Regions from separate parts of the Homo sapiens genome. Here region 1 is linked to region 2. Evidence: chromatin contacts called from ENCODE Hi-C or POLR2A ChIA-PET data. All regions are on one chromosome and are shown on one strand. Each heading gives the region's core, a stretch centred on a gene start or an enhancer-like site at or near the end of the contact. The rest is flanking DNA. Distances are from core to core; before and after follow the strand shown. Region 1 overlaps VSTM4 (V-set and transmembrane domain containing 4). Region 2 holds the start of TMEM273 (transmembrane protein 273).

Evidence for each region. A loop is a pair of places that touch in the nucleus more often than their neighbours do. ChIA-PET counts read pairs that join two places held with the same protein, here RNA polymerase II (POLR2A). Pooled maps may share reads with other maps.
Region 1: a loop to region 2 is called in a pooled map, with 2.5 times the contacts of the local background. The contact joins the enhancer-like site here to the promoter of TMEM273 in region 2. A Hi-C loop is called at or near these places in 1 of 37 single-sample maps with no recorded cell type and 9 of 50 pooled maps. POLR2A ChIA-PET finds 5 or more read pairs at or near these places in 2 of 52 experiments (CD8-positive, alpha-beta memory T cell and activated CD4-positive, alpha-beta memory T cell).

The regions. Positions count from the first base shown.
Region 1 is chr10:49,075,371-49,082,757 of GRCh38, forward strand. It overlaps VSTM4 (V-set and transmembrane domain containing 4), which reads right to left. Exons shown (of 8, transcript NM_001031746.5): 4 at 1,849-1,956. Among named protein-coding and RNA genes, the nearest start is that of VSTM4, 36 kb to the right of the region's middle. Within about 2 kb of position 1,946, at least 2 of the 41 ENCODE cell types and tissues checked have a DNase peak (open chromatin) inside an H3K27ac peak, as active enhancers do.
Region 2 is chr10:49,184,147-49,191,221 of GRCh38, forward strand. It overlaps TMEM273 (transmembrane protein 273), which reads right to left and starts at 4,245. Exons shown (of 7, transcript NM_001288740.3): 1 at 4,148-4,245. The coding sequence starts at 4,190. RefSeq lists enhancers at 6,074-6,233, 6,694-6,913.

The sequences.
Region 1 (7,387 bases), core at 696-3,195, 110 kb before region 2:
CAGTTGGGTGTAAGGCAGGTGGGAAATAAACCCATTTGTCCACCATGTGCTGAGCATCTGTCCTGAGCCACATTCCAAGGAGAATGAATTGAATGTGTGGTCCCTGCCTCTCACACTGTCCTCTTGAAGGAAGGCCCATGCCAAGGCACAAGTGCAATGTGCCACAAGCTCACAAGAGTATTCAGGGGTTGAGAACAGGAAAAAGCTGCATTGCCACTGATGAGGGAGGTGGGTATTGCAGGGGAAGGCCCTGGAGCTGGCTTTGAAGGACAGCATAGAGACACAGGCAGAGGCTGGTGGGAGAGCACAGGCTCCAGAGGAAAGACACCCATGCTACAGCCTCTGCCCCATTGCCGATTGTGGAGCATGCTGGAGTTCTCCACTGCCCTCTGGATCCCCGTCCACCTTTGTCCAGCCTGCTCAGCCCTGGAGGCACCTTCCTGTTCCTGACCCCCTGGCTTCTGGTGGGTGGCACCAAGGGCAATAGCAGCAGGAGATCCAAAGTGGGGAGGGGAGAGGGCCTGAGGAGTGTACCATCCTGGCTCCCTCCCAGCTGCCTCCTGGTTTGTCAGGAGCTGAGTCCCTCTCTGCAGACCCCTGATGGTGACACCTCTCCCAAAGCTGCAGCTAACGCATGGTGCATTCCAGGAACCTCCCCTCTCCTTGTCCCTTAAGGTCTAGGATGGAAACAGCATCCCATGGGTACTTGTCATTGGATGTGTCACCTCCCTCATTGTCCCTTAGGCTTGCCCACACCCCTGCATTAATGCTGCACAGAGTCACTGTTGGAGTGGCCCCTCAAACTGTGACCACTGAATCTAATATTTCCAAGCTCTATGACCTTGAGCTAACAGTGACAATTATTGTGTATAATTAGAGCCATATGTCAACATAAAAGCAGGACATTCGCTGGAGCCTGTGTTACAGGTTTTAGCATCTTTCTTTTGGTAACTTAGTCCTCACTATGAGCCTGAGACTGGTGCACTCCTGCCTCCTCCATGTCGCAGATGAGGAAAGCAGGCACAGAAGGAGGTTGTCAGCCTGTAAGTAAGGGAGCCACTGGAACCGGAGTCGGTCCATTTCCAGAGCTCGGCTCTTACCCTGGTCATCTCTGGGAGCCACAGTGTCCCCAAGCTGTTTTGGAGATTCTGAAGCAGGATGCAGGGAGAGGCTCTCAAAGGAGACCTCCAACAGGAGCTGCTGGGCAAGTGAAATCGGGGCTCGGGGAGAAGCAGAGACTCTCGAGAAATCAGGCAGTGTTCATAGAGATATGAGAGTCATGAGAACTACACTTTCCTGAGAGGAAGGCAGGAAGGGGCTGAAGGCAGAGTGCAGAGAAACAGGGACACCAAAGTGAAAGGAGACGGAAGGGAACTCTCAGACTGGTCAGGGAAAGAACTGGGGAGACTTCCCAAGTGCCACCTGCCTGCCAGTGAACGCTCATAAGAACATTCCACTGAGGGAAGAGGGTGTCAATCTCCTTTCATAAATGAGGAAACCCATGTTCAGAATGGCTCGGGAACTTGCCCAAAACCTCAGCCTCAAACTGCAGAGTCAAAATCCAACCCTAGGCTCATCTGATGCCACAGACTCTTCAGGGAGATTGACAGCAGGAAGGGGCCTCAGAAACCGAGAAAGGGGAAATTCAGTGATGTCAATGATGGCCACAGTGTATTTTAGCAGAGTCCAAGGGAAACACAGCTTGCTCACTTTGCCCACAGTCACAGGTAAATAATCCCTGACTCACAATGCACTTTTCCACCAAGGTGGTACTTTGTCTAGCATCTTCCGCCCGTCTGTGGTCGGGGTGTGCTCCCATCCCAGACATGACCTTATCTGTTTTCTTACCTCTGGATTTCCGCTTGTTAAACACAGACTGCCAGACGATGACCAGCATGAAGAGCAGAATGCTGAGGATCCCCACGCAGCACACGAGGACAGCATACACATAGAGATCTGAAAGGCAAGGACAGACACGTGAGTCAGCCTTCTGGGGGCCGCAGCAGAAGTGCGCTGGCAAGAGAACAATCAGAATTGGAATATTTGAAATCCCAGTGCTACAGTCAACAAGGCAGTGTGGTATTGGTGCAAGGACAGACACAGATCAATGAAACAGAACAGAGAGCCCAGAAATAGACCCACACAGGCATGCTCAGTTGATTTTTGACAAAAGTGCAAAAGTAATTCAACGGCGGAAGGACAGTTTCTTCAATCAATGGTGCTGGGTCAATGGGACTTCCACTGGCAGAAAATAAAACTAAAATAAACCTCACCTTTTATTCAAAAATTAACTCAAAATGAACCACAAACCTAAATGTAAAATGTAAGCTAGAAGACTTCAGAAAAAACCCACAAGAAAAATCTTTGGGATCTAAGAATAGACAGAGTTCTTAGACTTGACACAAGAGGCACCGTCTATATTAGTAAAACTTGACATACTATACTTGACTTTACCAAAATTAAAAACTGATGTTCTGTAAACAAACATATAAAGAGGATAAAAAGTCAAACAGACTGGGAGAAAATATTTGTAAACCACATATCCAACAAAGGACTACTATCCAGACTCTAAAGAACTCTAAAAACTCAACAGCAAAAACCACACAATCCTGTTGGAGAAATGAAAAAAAAAAAAATACAGACATTTCACTAAAGAGAATGTACAGGTGGCAAACAATCCCATGAGAAAATGTTTGACTTCTATCGCTGTTAGAGAAATGCAAAATGCAACTACAGTAAAATATCCCTCATGCCTTTCAGGGTGGCTAAAATAAAAAATAGTGACATCCCCAAATGCTGGCAAGGATACAGATAAACTGGGTCACTCAGACGTGGCTGGTGGGAATGTAAAGAGGCTCAGCCACTCTAGAATAGAGCTTTACAGTTTCTCAAAGGAGACACCTGTAACAACCATTCAGCCCAGAAATTGCATTCCTTGCATTTGTCCCAGAAAAATGACAGCTTAAGTTCACATGGAAAACTGTACATGTATGTTGGGTAGCCAAAAACTGGAAACAGACCGGATATCCTTCAGCAAGTGAATAGTTAAACAAAGTGTGGTACATCCACACCACAGCATCCTCAGAAATAAAAAGAACAAACTATCGACACACACACCAACCTGGATGAATCTCCAGAGAAGTACGCTGAGTGAAAAAAAAAAAAAAATCCCAAAAGGTTACATTCTTGATATGACATTCTTCATCAATGTAACATTCTTGATATGACAAAATTATAGAAATAGAGAACAGATGAGTGGTTGCCAGCAGTTAAGAAGGGGGTGGTGGTGAGAAGAAAATGGGTTTGGCTACAAGGGCCACTTATAATGACAGAAATATTCTGTATCTTGACTGTATGGATGTTAATATCCTGTTTGTGATATTGTTTTATGGTTTTGCAAAATGCTATCATTGGGAGACATTAGGTAAAGGAAACAAACTGGTACAAGGGATCTCTGTGTATGATTTTTTAGAAATTGATTTTTTCTTTCTTGCCCTGTGGCCCAGGCTGGAGCGCAGTGGCATAATCTTGGCTCACTGCAACCTTCTCCTCTCAGGTTCAAGCATTTCTCCAACCTCAGCCTCCTGAGTAGCTGGGGCTACAGGTCCACGCCGCCACACCCAGCTAATTTTTGTATTTTTGGTAGAGACAGGGTTTCACCATGTTGGCCAGGTTGGTCTTGAACTCCTGACTTCAGGTGATCCCCCCACCTCCACCTCCCAAAGTGCTGGGATTACAGGCATGAGCCACTGTGCCTGGCCAGAAATGGATATTAATCTACAATAATCTCAAAATAAAAAGTTGTCTAAGTTGAACAGTTAAACCATGTTCATGTACATACATCTCTTTTAGAGATAAGGTCTCACTCCGTCACCCAGGCTGGAGTGCAGTGATAAAATCACAGCTCACTGCAGCCTTGAACTCCTGGGCTCAGGAGACCTTTCCGCCTCAGCCTCCTGAGTAGCTAAAATTACAGGCATGAGACTCAGTGCCCAGCTACATATACTTACATTTCTTAAACTCTAATAATCAACGTTATCATTAGTCTGATCAATACAATGCCAAGCTGCTCAGAAAGTGAAAAGGGAAGCCAAAAGCATTATTCTAACCATCTTTGAAGAAAAATGCCACAGGCATTTATTTGAACTTAGCAAAAATGTTTCTCTGTTGACTTAACTTTCTACAACCAACAGACATTTACTATCAGCCATGGTCAGTACTTTCCTGAGTCCAAGAAAGATAAAAATGCACACACAAAGGCTTTCTCTTCAAGAAATAGAGGACCACTTAGTAAGTGTAACAATAAGAACGTGTGTCCAATACCAGGAACACTCAGAGACACCCAGCCCAGCCTGGGGAGGCTGAGAGAAGCTTCCAAGAGGGCTAGAGTTCTGCACCGAGTTGTATTTAAAATAACAAAAAATACAAAAATGTATAGAAAAAAAAGCCATCGGCCATCCTGTCACCCTGAGATAACTACTATTAATAAATATTTGGTATACTTTATGATGAATATGCATATATTTTTAAATTGAGATCATATACTTTCACATCTTTTTTCAATTTCTCTCATTTTCTCAATAAATTCTTTTCAAAAATGATTCAGAATCATTTTGAAAAATATGATAAAAGTTTATCATATTAATATATCAGCAATGATTTAACAATCTCTTACTATTGGCTACTCAAAGTGTTTCTACCTGTTCCCCATCATAAATAATTCTGTGGTGAGCATTCATGAACTTAAACCTTAGTACAACTTTCACAATATGTTCTCAAGATTAAGTTCCTAGAAGTGGAATAGCTGAGTCAACAGGAAAAGAACATTTGTAAAGCCCTTGTGGCGTGGAGAAGCAGTTAGTTAAGTGCTTAAGCTGAAAAAGCAAGCCTACTGGGAGTAGCAGGTGGCTGGCTCCCAGGGAGAGCCTGGAGAAGCAGGTCAGGCTTATGGTTAATGAGAAGAAAGGGGGCATGAAATGGAATCAGACATTCAGGTTCCTTTTGACTCTCCCCTCCCTGGCCTAGGCCCCAGGGAAGCCCAGCAGAACCTCTGCCCCTGGAGTCTATGAGATCTTCCTGTGTTCTTAAGGCAGTCAGCATTTTTGCCTAAGCTAGTTTGAATAGATTTCTGCTCTTGGCAATTTAGATGTCTGGACTGAAAATAAAATAAGTAGAAAGTGCCTTAGGGCAAGGTAGCAGGTGAAGGGTGCATCTGCACTAACATTTAAGGAGAGAGGGGCAGGTGTGTGGAAGGGAGTCTCCTACAAAGGATCAGAGCTAGTCATGGATGCAGAGGAGGGCTGGGGCGAGAGTTCTGGAAGCCCAGAAGAAAGCACTGTAAGAAGGATGCCTTAATAGCATCAACTGCTGGAAAACATCCACTCTGTTTTGCTCCTAGGAAGCTACTGGGAAAGTCTTGGAGGAAAGCCCTGTCAGTAGGCTGGTGGGGGCAGAGTCAGGTTAGAGAGGTCCAGAAGCTGATGGAATGTGAGGAGCTTGAGAAAGTTCTCACATAGCTAAAAATCAAAACTGCCTTTCTAGTAAATGCCTGTGTCTCTGATGTGTGGGCTCTGTAGATTAACAGGGTGGAGAACTCTGTGAGGGGTCAGAATTAGGAGAGAGGCTGCAGCATCCATTTAAACAGTGTGAAACTCAGCAACAGGACTCTTGGATTCTGGACAAGACACTTCATGACGAACTCAGGGACAGAGCAAAGTTCACAGACCAGGATTTGTGGCAGGATCCCAGGGCACAGGATGGCCACAACCCAGCAAACCCACGGCCAGTCCTGCCTTTCCACATTGGTCAGCAAACTACTCCAGAACAGGATGGCAGAGCCCTTGCTGGCAGGAGAAGATGGTGAACAACACAGTCAGGCTGCCAGGCCGACAGAACCTCAGGCAGGTGAACACAGCACCTGCCTGGAAGGGACTATGCAAATGTGGTCCCCAGACCAAAAGGCAGAGAAACTTGCCTTTAGTCTTATTCATGGAGTGGAGAGAAAAATTGTCTTACAAAAGCTTCCATGCCCATGGAGCACAGCAGCTGATCCACAAGCTCACCTCTTCATCTGAGCTCTTTCCTTCGCTTCAGAACAGCAGGAACCCAGGAGGGACAAGGTTGCAGGTAAGAACCGCAGTAGGCATCTCTCCCCAAGTGTCCCTAGCAGCATGCTGCAGACATTTGGGGCACACTCTGCCCAGGCAGGAGGTCAGGGGCTTCAAAAGGCCCAAGCTACAGTTTCAGTTCACAGCTTCCTCAACATGGCTCAAAGGGGGCTCCCCACAGGCAGCCAGGGCTACAGAATCAGAAAACATCTGGCGACTCTGGAAGGCTCAGCTGGCCGCCAAACACACAGGCCTCCAGTTATGGACACCAGCCAGCGGGCACCTCCTGCCTGCGTGTGGCTCCCCACACACACAAGACCGGTCATGGCCACTCTCTGTTTTGTTCTTGAAGCTACAGATCTGTAAAAAGTGCTGCCTTGCAGGAGAAGAAAAGCTCAGAAAGACCACCTGAGTTCCCCTTGATTGAGCAGCAACCAGTATGCCTATGTTCCGAATTTTTTTCCCTTCTGTTACAAGCATTCCTTTTGTTGCATAAAGATAACCACCCTGCTGTGTCCACTCAAAACATGAAAACCCCCCTCCCTGGCTGTTCTCTGCAAACAACAGTTAAACTCTGAGCCATTGAAGCCAGGGTCACAAATTCCTACGACTGCAGAGTCACCTTCCTGTCATGTCAGCTAATGCAAAGCCCTGCCGCACTCAGTTCCAGGGCACTGCTCTCAGGCTGGAATGCCCGCCCAGTGGTGCCAGATCTTCCAATTCATCCTTTACCTTTTTATGTAAAAATCTCTCTATAAAATGTTGGCTCAAAAGTTTTAAAACTCAGACTAGGCCAAATAATGCTGGTTGAAAGGTTGAAGCCAGACCTTTCAACAAAGGCTTGAGTTTAACAAAATATCTGCAATTAATCAAATCTGGAGTTCACTTTTAAAATACCACATATGGTCAGGCATGGTGGCTCATGCCTGTAATCCTAACACTGTGGGAGGCCGAGGCAGACCAATCACCTGAGGTCGGGAGTTCGAAACCAGCCTTGTCAACATGGTGAAACAAATTAGTACAAATTTTTGTACTAAAAATACAAAAATTAGCCAGGTGTGGTGGCACATGCCTGTAATCCCAGCTACTTGGGAGGCTGAGGCAGGAGAACTGCTTGAACCCAGGAGGCGGAGGTTGCAATGAGCCAAAATCATGCCATTGCACTCCATCCTGGACAACAAGAGCAAAACTCCATCAAAAACAAAAGGAAAAGAAAAAAAAACACATATAGCTGCACACCCACAATAATTCTAAAAATCATGTTACATTCCCTTTCTCTT
Region 2 (7,075 bases), core at 2,995-5,494:
ACATTAAAATTAGATCCTTTCTTTAGGCCGTAAATAAAAATAAATTCCAAATAAATTAAAGACCTAATCATAAAAAATGCAACCACTTTAAAGTAAAAATAACTTTTTAAAATGCTTCTTAACACAGAAAAACCAAGCACACAAAAAGGAAAAGACCAATAAATGTGATTACATCACGCTGAAAGACTTCTCACAACAAAGGAAGCCACAAAGATAAAAGATAAGCAACATACTGAGAGAAGATATTTGGAACACATGAAACATACAAATAATTAATATCCAGAATACTACATAAAAGACCAATAATCAAATACAACTTGGGAGAAAGGTATATAAAATCAGAAATCTACAGAAAAGGAGAATGGGCTGTCTGATAATGCAGAGAAAGTAGTTATTCCTAGTAGTGATTAGGAACACACAAACTAAAATAAAAACTTTGAGATAAAATTTTATACCTCTCTAATTGTCAAGAATTGAGAAGTTGGGCAGTATCAAGTATTACTGAGTATGTAAGGAACAGATATGGCCACAACCCCCTGGTGGAGAGCAATTTGGCAATATCCAACAAAAGGAGAATTGACACGACATTTCCCCTGCCAGGGGTGTCTGCTAGAAAACCAGCTGCAGGTGGGTTCCAGGAGGTGGGGCGAGAGGGCTCATCGAAGCCTCAGCCATCAGGCTGCAAGTTAGAGACAACCTAAATTCTGACAGTATGGGAATGGATAAATAATCAGATAAATGGCAGTGTTTCTGTGGAAACTTGTAGAGTAGTTGGGATGAATGCATTTGACCCATATTATCAGAACGGGTAGATAATGCAACGTGTTCAGTATGCTATGGCGGATTCCTGCAGTTTTTAACAGCTGCAAAGTAACCCAGGAAGGAAGCACAGCCAACCCTGGGGTGCCTCTCCCTCTGGGGAGGGAGGAAAACAAGAGGAGGAAGAGAGCCAAACTCCACCTCTTATGTTCTGTTTCTCTGATGGATACATTGATTTAGCTACCTACCTTTAAATATATATCTAGAAAAAAATTTAACATTTGGTAATTCAGAGTGTTGGCTCCATAAATGTCTGTTCCATTAATCTCAGTGTTTGAAAATATTTAAAGAATATTCAAATACTGTTTCTTTAAAAACTTTCTACCTACTCTGTGTGTGGGAAAGACTGGCCTGGCTTCTCATCCCAGGGTCCCCCGGTCATACTTGGGATCCTGGATGCCACAGAGGGACTGGACAGAGAGTGCCCCCATAGCCCCCAAGTCCCCTGAGGTACAGTTCTCATACACCCTGGGTGACTGGCCTGGTCACCCACCCTCACAGACCCCCATCTGCCAGTAGATTGCACTAAACAGTGCTCTAGGCCCCTTTCTCCAGTCAATAAAGGGGAAGCCCAACGTTTCCTTCATTTGCTTTCAACAGGCTGTCATATTCGCTTTTTGTTCACAAACATTTACTTACTGGAATTAACAACATATACAATCATTATGAAAAATGCCAATACAGAGAAATTAAGATGCTGTATAATTCTTTTTCCTAAGAAGATAAAGGATAGCCGGGCACGGTGGCTCACGCCTGTAATCCCAGCACTTTTGGAGGCCGAGGTGGGCGGAACACCTGAGGTCAGGAGTTCAAGACCAGCTTGGCCAACATGGAGAAGCCGCATCTCTACTAAAAATACAAAATTAGCCAGGTGCGGGGGCATGTGCCTGTAATCCCAGCTACTCGGGAGGCTGAGGCAGGTGAATTGCTTGAACCCAGGAGGTGGAGGTTGCGGTGAGCCGAGATCGCGCCATTGCACTCCAGCCTGGGCAACAAGAGCAAAATTCCATCTCAAGAAGAAGAAGGAGGAGGAGGAAGAGGAGGAGGAGGAGGAAGAAGAAGAAGAAGAAAAAGAAGAAGAAGAAGAGGAAGAAGAAGAAGAGGAAGAAGAAGAAGAAGAAGAAGAAGAAGAAGAAGAAGAAGAGGAAGAAGAAGAAAAAGAGGAAGAAGAAGGAGACTAAACACATGCAAAATATTACTACGGAACTCTAACCTGTAACTATCACTTCATCACTTCTGTTTCATCCGTGTCAGCTCATAGAAAGGCATGTCTTTCAACTAAATATATTGGATATTGTTGGAAATACTAAAGCATAATTAACTTAGTCAAATTCCTACTGATAGTCTCTTGTTTCTGGTTCCCACCGTGGTTTCGGCAGTGTTGAATAATACCCTGTGAAATATTTTGGGAGGGTTTTACCATATTATTTCATCAGGTTATATTCCTGGAGGTGGAATTTCTGGGTGAAGGGTTATGAACATCTTACATTTCGCTTACATTGACACCCAGATTTTGCCAAATTGCCCTCTGGAGAGAGTGAATAAATGAGTCCCCTCATATCCAATAGTGAGTGCTCACCACTTATCACATCCCATGCTAAGTGCTTTAAATGTGGTAACAGATTTCATTTTCCCAATAGTCCTGTGAGGTGTCCCCAACTTACAGATGAGAAAACTGGGCACAGAGAGGATTAATTCTTTGTCCAAGTTTTCCAGGCTGGTAAACAACAGAACAGGGATGAACATTTAAGGAGTCTCGTACTGGATACCCACTCCTAACCACTGTGTACCTCTATCAATAGTATATGAAAGCAGAAACGAGCTGTGATGCCTTGGCCCAGTGATTAAAACCTTATCTATAACATGCAGGTAATTGTGGCACCTATTGCACAGAGTTGCTGTGGGAACCAAATGAGCTCATGTAACATCTTCAGCAGAGCACCCAGCACATCGACACACTAAAAAATGCGAGGAGGTGTTAGATCTTTTATTATTTGTGAGACTGGACATTTTAAAGTTTTATTGTCTGTGATTCTTCAATGAATTGCCTGTTTATATAATTTGCACATTTTTCATTGGATTTCTTAAATTTAACTTCCTTTTTTTGTACCAGGACAGACTAGTTTGTTTATCTAGGTAAGTCAAAAGCAGAAATAAGGGTTACAACTTCTCTTACCTTCCACCACGTCTCTGGGCAGGCACACTGCATCTAACCACCGTGCACACCCTTAATCGCTGCTTGCTGGTGCCTGACATCCCTTCACAGTCACTGCCAACGGCCCGTTTCCATGTGTAAACTGATGGATGATGTGGCTGGCTGTCTGTCTGACATGCTGACTCCCAAGGCCAAAGTCTTTGCTCTCCCCTGCTTAGTGCAGACTTTAGATGGAAACCTGCCCACAGCACTAACTTTGCCCGCATTCAGGATACAACCTATTGGTCTGGAGACACAAGATTTAATCTGGAGACAGACTGCTTCCCATTGAGTCTCGGCCCAGTGCAAGTTCTGGGAAGGAACGTCTTTGTATATATGAGGGACGTATGCTGCCTTTTTAGGAAACAACAGTTGATATCAGAGGGGACTTCGTAAAGGCATGTGTCTCTCTCCATCTCTGTCTCCATCTATGCATATTTCTAACCATCTCTCTATGTCTCTGTCTGTCTCTCTCTCTCTCTCTTTGAGTTTCTTCCTCTCTGTCTACTTCTCTGACTTTATATTTCTCTCCTCCATTTGGCCCTACTTTGTTTTAGTCTTTGCCTCTCTCCTTTCTTCCTTCTTTCAAGGAATGCATTAAAGATAATTTTTAAAAACAAAGATACCTCTGAGTAGCAAAGAGTCTGCTTCACTGCATGAGAATTCTGATTCAACATTAAATGTATACCAGTATCTACATGCCTACATGTTCTCATTCTATGTCAGTATTTTGATTTGACTTAATTAAATTTAACTTAACTCTCTTGAAATCCCAAAAAGTAAACATGATTATCTCCCATCTCATTGGTTCAGAAAGTTAGGGAGTTTCAGAAGCTTATTCTAGTTTATCAGCAATGGAGCCACAGTTTACACCCAGATGTTTCTAGATCCCAAGCCCGAAGCTCCTTCTGCCATGACCCTTCCTATTCTCCTTTAGCCCAGAAGCATTTGTAAGTTGCAGCTGGAATGAGACAAACAAGATCATTGCTCACTACCAGATCAAAGTGAGAAACATCATCTGTGTAAAGGGACAGAGTTATGTTTTAGGGATCAAGCCCCAGTGGGCTAAGGCTCCCCCAGTTTCCTGCCCACTGAGGCTCCCCCGGGCCAGAGACCCCCGCAGTCCCCACTTACCCAGGAGGAAGAGGATCCTCAGCATGCTGACCCCCAAGTTCATGCTGGCGCTCTGCTCTTGGCTCCTGGCTCCTGGCTGCTGGCAGCGCAGGCACAATGAGCCATGTGACCCAAGGCTCTGGGGACAGGACAAGACCCACGTGACTGATGGGGAAGGAAACCACTGTCACAGCCAGGAGGCTGTTCAGTTCCTCTCAGCCTCTCTGAAGACAGGGCTGAAGGAAGCCCCTGTCATTCTGGACTCCACCAGAAGCTGGCTGTGATTAGACCCATTGTACATGCTGGGGTATTATACCCAGTGTTCTCTCCTATAATCTTCCCCACAGAGTGTGGGAACAAAGCTCGGTAAGGTGCGGTTTCTTGCCTAATGACCCATGCTAGTAAGTCTCAGAGAGGAATGTGGGCAAAGCCGGTCTGCCCTGCAGTCCAGCCCTTGCAGTAGCCTCTGCCTTGGAGCAGAAATAGGAAATGCCCCTCCAGCCAATAGTCCAGCTCGGTCACTGTTTTTGTGCCATGGGAGCCTCTGAGTCTAGGAATGCCTATCACTCTCTTCTCAGAATAAGATTTTTAAATCCCCAAACTAAAATAGATAAGGATCATAGTAGAAATCAGTAGTATTAACACACAGTTATCAAAATATTTTGTTAAACTTGTGAAGTAGAAATATACATGCTTATTTATCCACACAGTAAATAGCAAGATCTGGCAGCAGATGAAACAGCTACCACCATCTCGACATGGTGATAAATGGAATCGATATTGAGAGATACCTGTAACAGCTGGAATGTGGATGGAAAGACCTGTGATTCCTACCAGAAATAAAGTTACTGGGTGGTAATGTTTCTGTGGTTCGTTTGCCACACTACTATTAGAAGAAGATGCTAAGTGTTCCTTAGAGGTTAGAGAACAGAGATGTAATTTTTTTCCCATCCAAGTTTACAGGCCCCATGTCCAGGTCCTTAGCCTGGAGGAACTTTGGTAGTCACACAGGCTCAGCCAGCAGGCTGAAGGCCTTATGCTCCTGTACTCCTTTATACCTGCACGTTGTCACAATGCTTAGATGTTCAGCCAAAAACCCAAATGTGCAGGAAATGTCACTTTTTAAAATATAAATCAACTTAATGACAAGTCTTGAGTCCCCCACCCAACTGAGCTGGCAGAAATCGAGCTCTTTTCATTCTTGGGCTCCCTCAGTCAAATCCCTAACGGTAGCAGCCAACACCGTGAGCACTTGCTACTGAGCCCAATGCCATCTTAGCATGCAACCTGTCCAAGTCCACGCAGCAGTAAATGTGAGAGCTGGACTCGAAACCCAGGCCTTTGGCTGGCAGCCTATGCCCCTCAGGCTGCATGTGCCCTCTGTGTACAGGTACCATCCCCTGCCAAGGTCCAGCCAGAGGCAGTCCGATTGCCCTGGTGCCACAGATGCCCCCTGGGTTCTTCTGCATGGCTGCTGTGGCTCCTTCTGAGTTTCACATAAATAATGGACATGAGAGGAGAAGGCTGGTCATGAGAGAAGCAATTGGCTTCATCTGGGTGCCTTCAAGTTCCATCTGTCCACACTTTATTCATTTGATGAAATTAAGATCAGTTTCTACCTGCACCAAGAAACATACTCTCTTATTTCTCCTGGAATATGTGGAGTTTTCTTAATTTTGCCCCAGTTCATGGGAACATGTGTAAGAAAAATATTTCACTTTCCTCTAAGTGTATTGAAAGAAAATGCCAGTGCAGACCTGACAATCTGTAGACAGTGGCTGGGGACGGTGGAGCTACATTCAGGCCAGGCCCAGGGCTTCCAGCCACACCAGGCAGTTCTGTTTTTATATGAAATCAATAAGTTTCAAATGTCGGCAACTGATTTCAAAATACTTTCGCATGGGATGAGTCAACCTAAACACCAGCATGAACTTCTGCTCCCAAACACCTCTCCAAACATCCTTGGGAGCTCGACCTGTCCTACATACTCCCAGGAGGGGAAGCATCTGCAGCTACTTCTGCTTTCACTCTGCCGTAGCCTCCGAGTCTGGAAAATGCAGTCTGCTCCCTGCTTAGACAGGCAGAGGCTCAAAACGCCCCGTAAACTAGAATCTCACGAGATGCCCTGGCACCCAGCCACGGCACCTTGGCAAGATGGTGTGTGTCTTGTTGGCGTGGCACAATGCACCCAGAAGAGCGGATGCCCCACCCTGTACCCCTGTAATGAACGCCCAGTTCTGACCGTGAGGCTGCTCCTGGCACTGGCTCACACTGGCCCAGGAGCTTGTGAGGGCAGGGCCCAGGGCACCTGGCCTAGCACCTGACACAGTGCAGGCTCCTAGCGGTGTTTGTTGAATGAAGAATTCAATTCACCCCATCTATTTGGGAGGCTGAGGCAGGAGAATCGCCTGAACCCGGGAGGCAGAGGTTGCAGTGAGCCGAGATTGCGCCACTGCACTCCAGCCTGGGCGACAAGAGTGAAACTCTGTCTCAAAAAAAAAAAAAAAAAAGAAGTCGTTTCACTTTCTTATCTCATGCTCAGCCGGCCTAGCCTCCAGCCCACCTGGCAGGAATATTTTCCAGGTCATCTAGGTGAGGAAGGTCACTGCACTGACAAGCAGAAAAGAATGAGCCCCACTCCGGCAGCTCTGACATCCTGCCCCTCACTCGGATGTGGGGCCTCTTCCAAGGCCACCAAGCCTGGGACTCTTCTGTCCTTAGCACTGCACCCTCAGGACCAGCCAGGGAGCTCGTAGAATTCATGTCTCATGTGAACGCCTTTAGTGCAAGTCACAAAAAACTGCCAAACACCATCATTACGCATCAGATTTTTACAAATTTAAAGATAGGGAGGATTCAGCACGCAGATTTGTTTATTGGCCTTACATAGAACTGTGCACCCAACAATTAGAAAATAGCCATTCAATTCAGCATGCATGCAACATTTAT